Linked DNA regions of Homo sapiens: region 2 is linked to region 1. A link is a contact called in ENCODE Hi-C data. All regions are on one chromosome and are shown on one strand. Each heading gives the region's core, a stretch centred on a gene start or an enhancer-like site at or near the end of the contact. The rest is flanking DNA. Distances are from core to core; before and after follow the strand shown. Region 1 holds the start of CLK3-AS1 (CLK3 antisense RNA 1). Region 2 holds the start of CD276 (CD276 molecule).

Region 1 (2,985 bases), core at 124-2,623:
CTCAGCCTGGCAAAAGAGATGACAAGCATGAGAGTTATAAGGTACCACACACAAAGCAATAACAGAGAAGAGTATCCTTCCTTTAACACATTCTAGGCAAGTAAAATATTGGAAATAGCAGATATCATCCTCCCAGCCAGGGCTCTAGGGCCCATTTCTCAATTATCTCTGATTCTCGAAAACCTCAGCAAACAGCTTGTTTAAAAAGCAGCTAAAGGCCACAATTATGCTTTGGGAAGCTCTGCTCTGCACAATGAGGAAAAAGGTGATATGAAGAAAACCAAGCCAAGGATGTCAACTTTGAGCACAGGCCTTGTCGGCTTCTCATTTGCTGTTCCTGGCCAGAGAACTGGGCTGACTAGAAGTGCAGCCAGCCAGGTCAGCGGCTGCCCTCCCGGATTCCAGCCACCCCAGCACCCATGGTTATTTTTGGCTGGACTGCCCTACCACTGCAACCTCAAACCTGCCACCTCGCAAGCCTCCACCACCAACGGTGAAACGCTCCTCCTTTTCAAGGGCATCAAGAAGGGAAGCTGGAAGGCCGCCAACTCCGCCTCTGATGGGGGCCTGGTTCAGGCAATTTCCACCCCAGCTCCACATCAGGGCACCCACACCCGGAACTAAAGCTAGAGACTCCCGGGCGGGACGGAGGAGCAGCCAGGGGATTTGAACTGTCAGCTTGGCCTAGCCCATCCTCCGGGCTGGAGTGGCTCTACCACCACAACAAAACACACAGGGGAGCCTGCGCCCTCGTTCGCGTCCCTTCCTGCCGCCCCAGGTCCCAGGGGGTCTCAGAGTCCCATCCCCTGTAACCGCCACCAGTGGCGCCGAGGGGAGACCCGGGGACAGAGGGAAAGCCGGACTGGGCCAGAATCAAACTCCAGGCCGCCAAGGGAGGAGTCATCTGCGGACTAAGCCTGAAGCCAGGGGTAGGGGAGGGGTCTGAAGGGCTTCTCTGGCTCTTCTACGTCGGACCCCGACCCCATTCCGCGGGCAGGCACAGAGCCCAAACTGGACCCTTGAGCGGCCCCAGAGGCCGTTCAGGCTCCGCCTTCAACACCGTGGGGTCGAGGTCAGGGTCTGCAGTGACCGCCCTCCGGGGCAGAAGCAGCGGGTCAGGGGTGAGAGGTCGCGGCCCGATATGGGCCGAAGAGGAGAAAGAAAGGGAGTAGGCCGAGACCGAATGGCACCAGCGCGCCTGCCCCGCCGACTCACCCCCGGCCGCCGCCGCCGCTGTCGCCGCCGCGGACCCCAGCCCACACTTACCGTCTCCCAGGCTCCGGCTGCAGCTAGGCCCCACTCCCCGCTCCGAGCGCCTCTTCCGCTTCCGGCTGCGACCTCCGCCCGTGGCAGCCCCGCCCCCTCGCGTGACGCAGCCGTCGCCAGCCTCGGCTCGACCCGGCTCGGAGGCCTGGCCGCTCTAGCCCCCGACTCGAAGGCTCCGGGGCACCAGCCCTCTCCGCTCCGGCGGGCGCCGCGGCCTAGGAGACTAGTTCCGGGAGGGCCGAGGGGACGAGCCTGGCCCGGCCCGCCTCCCGCCGTGTCGCGGCGCACGTAGGTCCCCCGACCTGACAGGTGCGCGGCCCGGGCCGGCTGGGCTCTCAGAGCCGAGAGGTGGGGCCCCGACCTGGCCGTGGGGCTGGGCCCGCTCCGTCGCCCCGACCCCGCGTGGTCCGCCAACTCCCTCCTGCGCGCGGAGAGGACGGGCATTGTTCTCGGGGCCCCGGAGAGCGCGAGAGCGGCCTGAGGTCTGTGTGCCGGAGCTCGGGAAGGCGGACGCGACTCCGCTTGCGCGAAACGAGCGAACGACACATTATTATCTTGGTGTGTGCGGGTTTTTTGAAAGCCGTGGTGGCGCTCCCAGCTCGCCAGTGCGTGCGGGGCAGTTTCTGGGAAGATACCCTAGAGCTACTCTGGCGGGGCCGGAGTCTGGAGGGAGGAGATCCCCTCTCCTTGAGCCCCCTCCTGTGGAGCGGCTTCCTGCCGGCCTGCGTGGCCTCTCAGTTAAGACTCCCCCGCTAGACAAAAGCCCCGCCGGCTGCGTCTCTGGGCCACTGGACAGCCCCCTTTTGCAGAGGCCTCGAGCGTGGGGTCACCAAAATCCCTGACACCTACTGTCCCGCGCCGGGTCGGACAGGATTACGAGGCCCCACTTTCCAGATGAGAAAACTGAGGTGGGGATCTTTTGAGACCTCACTGTGAGCGTGCGCGTCCCGCCCGGTCTGGGAGTGGCGTCCCCGGCCTCGCGAGCGTCGCGCAGTGAAGCGACAGGGCGTGGCGCCTAATTGTCCCCACGCCACGCGAGGGCTAGAAACCCGCAGTCGGGGCGGACCATCCCTCCAGGCACCGCCCCCTCCTTGGGACCGCTCCGCGGGGGCGCCAAGGGTTTCCCCAGCACCGCCCCGGCGGCCGCCAGCCAGCCGCGGCCCCGCCCATGCCCCTCCCCGCGGGTCTGGGCCCGCCCCTGAAGCGGGGAGGTGTCGCAGGGGAGCCCCCCGCTTCCGAGCTGCGGCTGCGCATCAAGTCCTTCGCCAGCGGCTCTCCCTGAAACGGGGGGTTTCAAGGCGTGATTTGTAGGGGTGTTTAGTATCCCCTAAATCTCTGCCAGCTCCACCATGGCTATCCGAAGTAAACAACAGAAGCTAATTCAAAACTGGGTCCCCTTCCAAAAAATTACAAAAATTAGCCGGACTGGGTGGCGCATGCCTGTAGTTCCAGCTCCTTGCAGGGGACTGAGGCAGGAGGATCGCTTGATCCCAGGAGGTTGAGATTGCAGTGAGCTATGATCACACCACTGCACTCCAGCCTGGTCGACAGAAGGAGACCCTGTCTCAAAAAATAAACAAAAAATCGGCCAAGCGCGGTGGTTCACCCCTCTAATCCCAGTACTTTGGGAGGCTGAGGTGGATGATCACCTGAGGTCAGGAATTCGAGACCAGTCTGGCCAACATGGCGAAACCCCGTCTCTACTAAAAATACAAAAAT
Region 2 (3,094 bases), core at 116-2,615, 930 kb after region 1:
CACAGCATCAGATTTCCTAGGGACTTCTGGGAGGCCAGAGGGAACTAGAGGAGGCCGCACTAAATAAAGAACTCTCTTAAAGACAAAGCAGCTTCATTACTTTCTAATATAGAAACTAACTGCTGAAGACATGCTTATAAGAAAAGGACCCCGGGCTTTAATGAAGAGATCAGACTCATTTACAATTATCCACATCCAATTTGAAGGTAAATCGTTTTTCTAAATTAAGACAACTAACACCCCCCCACCCGCCACACACACACACACACACACACACACACACACACACACACAAATCTTTTTTGCTTTACTATTTGCTTAATGTTTTCCCTCAGTGATAGATCCCATATCTGAGTCATCTATCACGCTTTTCTCATTAGAGCAGGTTTGGCTTAGAAATAAATCCCCTGCCTTAGGCTGCCAAACCTGCCAATTCGCTAGCTAAACGGTCGCAGGGAGGGCCCTGGGCGCTGGAATTCAATCCCCTCCCTTCTAGTGTGCCCCCACTCGGGGTCCCCACCTCCCTCCACCGTCGCCCGCATCTCCTCTCCATCCCACCTCACCCCCCACCTCCCTGAGGCTTCCCAAGCCCAAACTGCCCATCCCAATTCCCTCCCCACCCCCAACACCTATTCACCCCGTGGCCCCTGCCAGCCGTCTCTACCTGTCCTTCCCGGAATCTGACCCCTCATGCTGCCCACGGCTGCCTGTGGAAGTGCACCAGTCGCCCACACCTTCGCCCTGCTGGGCCCTGCAGAGTGGACACGCCTAACCACTCGCCTTCCCTCCCCGCCGCTCCCCTCCCGGAGCTGGGCGTTTTCCTCTGCAGGACCCGAGACCCCGCTAACCTCCCAGCGCCGGCCGGTGGCTTCGTTAAGCTTCAACACGGGACAGATCTGCCCCCATGCCCGCTCCAGACCCGGGGCCTGCAAAAGCGCATTCACCCACCCGGCCCGGTCCGCAGCTTCCGGGGTCTGCAGGTCCGACGGCGCCCGGGCCCCTCTCAACCCGAGGAAAGGGGGGCGGGGTAGGATCCGGGAGCCCCCAGCTCTCCGCGGGCCCCACAGCCCAGGGCAGGAGGGGCGCCCGCGGTTCCCGGGACTCCTGTGCGAGGGGGGCCGCCCGGACCTGGGGGAGGGCAGGGGAGCAGGAGCCCGGAGGGAAGGCGCCCTGCTCAGCTCCTGCAGCCCTGAGCGGGAACGTGCGGACCTCCGCGGGATCCAGGCCCGGCCCGCAGCAGACAAAGGCCGCCCCACCCCGCGCCGCCCGCGCCACGCCAGCACTCACCGCGCCGCGCCGACTCTGGGACTCAGGGACGCGGCCCAGCCTGGCTCAGTCGCCGCCGCAGCGAGGCCCGGCCCGAATGGGGGCCGGGGGCGGCCCGGGGAGTCCGAGGGGCGGGGCGGGCCGCGCCGGAGAATCCGCCTGAGGCCCGGAAAGGCGGCTCCGGTGCGTCCCTGAGGCCGGATTGGCCCCGCGGTGGCGGCTGCTGACCGAGGCCTGAGCCAGCCCGCTGGGCAGAGCACACGGCCTGGCCCCCGCCCCCGCCCCGCCCCGCCCCCAGGCCTGACCCTGGCGGGGAAAACCCTCGGCTCCCGGAGCAGGGCGCTGCCCATCCCCCACCCCGTTCCCACACTTCCAAGAGCCGAATCTTCCTTTCTGCGAGAGGGGATAGGTGACTGACTGGTCATCGACTGGCGGCAGAACAGGGCTGGAATCCTGCTGTCCAACCCCAGTCTTGGGTTCTTCCTCCACACCATGCTGGCACCACAGCCCAGAAAGGGTTAACTCGACTGCGAGGAATTAAGAGCTGCAAGGAGCTCTCTATAAATACAGTGTCGTGGGCGCCTGAGCCAACCGCAGGACAATTTCCACTGAGCTGGTTTTCCTCTTTTCCTTCCACCCACGGCCATCCGACCAGCCCTGCCCCCAGCCCCACCCCAGACTGCTGGCCGGACTTGGCTCCAACAGGCCTGACACCTAGTGGCCTTGGGCTCTGTCCTTACAGGGCCCCGCTCCAGCCTGGGAGGAGATGGGGGTCGGGCCTGTCCAGATTTTGCTGTGGTGCAGCCCATCCCTGCACCTGTTCTTGGATCTGTTCTTCCTCACAGGGACAGTGACAGCTAAAACGTAGGGAGACTTTTGTGGGCCAGAGTTAGGTTAGGAGCTTTCCATGCTGGGCCTCTTTAGTTCCTCCAAACAGCCCCGCCGGCTAGATATTATTATTCCCATTTCACAGATGAGAAAACCAAGGCTCAAAGGGATGAAGGGACTCCAACCTTGTACTGCTGCCAGGCTCACCACCAGTGCCAGTGGCAGTACTGGGCAGGGCTTGGGAAATGAGTATGAAAACATGTGCGTCTCTCTGCATGTGTTGCCACTGTTGTAAGCTCTTTACCATTTTATCTCATTTAATCTTCACAACAACTCATTGAGGTGAATACCATTATTCTCATTTTTACAGATCGGAAATAAGGAAATTAAGATACAAAGAGATTAAGTAACTTGGGGACACATAGCTATGAAGGGAGGAACCGGGATTTGCCCTCTGAATTTAAGTGTGCGTGTGGTGTATGGGTAGGGGTGGTGGTGCATGGGTGTGTATATTTGTGGGGGGTTTTTGTCTTTTTTTTTTTTTTGAGACAGAGTCTGGCTCTGGAGTGCAGTGGCTCAATCTCGGCTCACTGCAACCTCCGCCTCCTGAGTTCAAGCGATTCTCCTGCCTCAGCCTCCAGAGTAGCTGGGATTACAGGTGCGCACCACTATTTTGGCCAGGATGGTCTCGATCTCTTGACCTTGTGATCCACCCGCCTTGGCCTCCAAAAGGGCTGGGATTACAAACGTGAGCCACCGCGCCCGGCCGGGTGTGTATATTTGTGAACACATTCAAGCAACTCTGTATTTGAGTCTACGTGCATATGTGTCTTTGAATCACACAGCAGCTGTGTCTGTGTAATTGCTGACTGCTCCTAGGGATGACAGCAGAGAGGCCCAGCTGTCTTGTCCCTGACCACCTCCAGGAACTCTGGACCATTCCACGCTGCTCCCCACTGCCCTGCCAGGCCCTGACCAGCCTCGTCCAGCCTGGGTCTGG

What was found. Hi-C counts contacts between places; a loop is a spot of excess contacts on that map. Pooled maps may share reads with other maps.
Region 2: a loop to region 1 is called in a map of gastrocnemius medialis, with 5 times the contacts of the local background. The contact joins the promoter of CD276 here to the promoter of CLK3-AS1 in region 1. A Hi-C loop is called at or near these places in 1 of 168 maps with a recorded cell type or tissue (gastrocnemius medialis) and 1 of 50 pooled maps.

The regions. Positions count from the first base shown.
Region 1 is chr15:74,614,180-74,617,164 of GRCh38, reverse strand. It overlaps CLK3-AS1 (CLK3 antisense RNA 1), which reads left to right and starts at 1,373. Exons shown (of 9, transcript XR_007064715.1): 1 at 1,373-2,985. It overlaps CLK3 (CDC like kinase 3), which reads right to left and starts at 1,329. Exons shown (of 13, transcript NM_001130028.2): 1 at 1,267-1,329. RefSeq lists enhancers at 1-574, 575-1,186 and silencers at 1,275-1,814, 2,235-2,554.
Region 2 is chr15:73,682,654-73,685,747 of GRCh38, reverse strand. It overlaps CD276 (CD276 molecule), which reads right to left and starts at 1,365. Exons shown (of 10, transcript NM_001024736.2): 1 at 1,288-1,365. RefSeq lists enhancers at 444-950, 1,968-2,476 and silencers at 935-984, 1,145-1,274, 1,285-1,414, 1,535-1,584.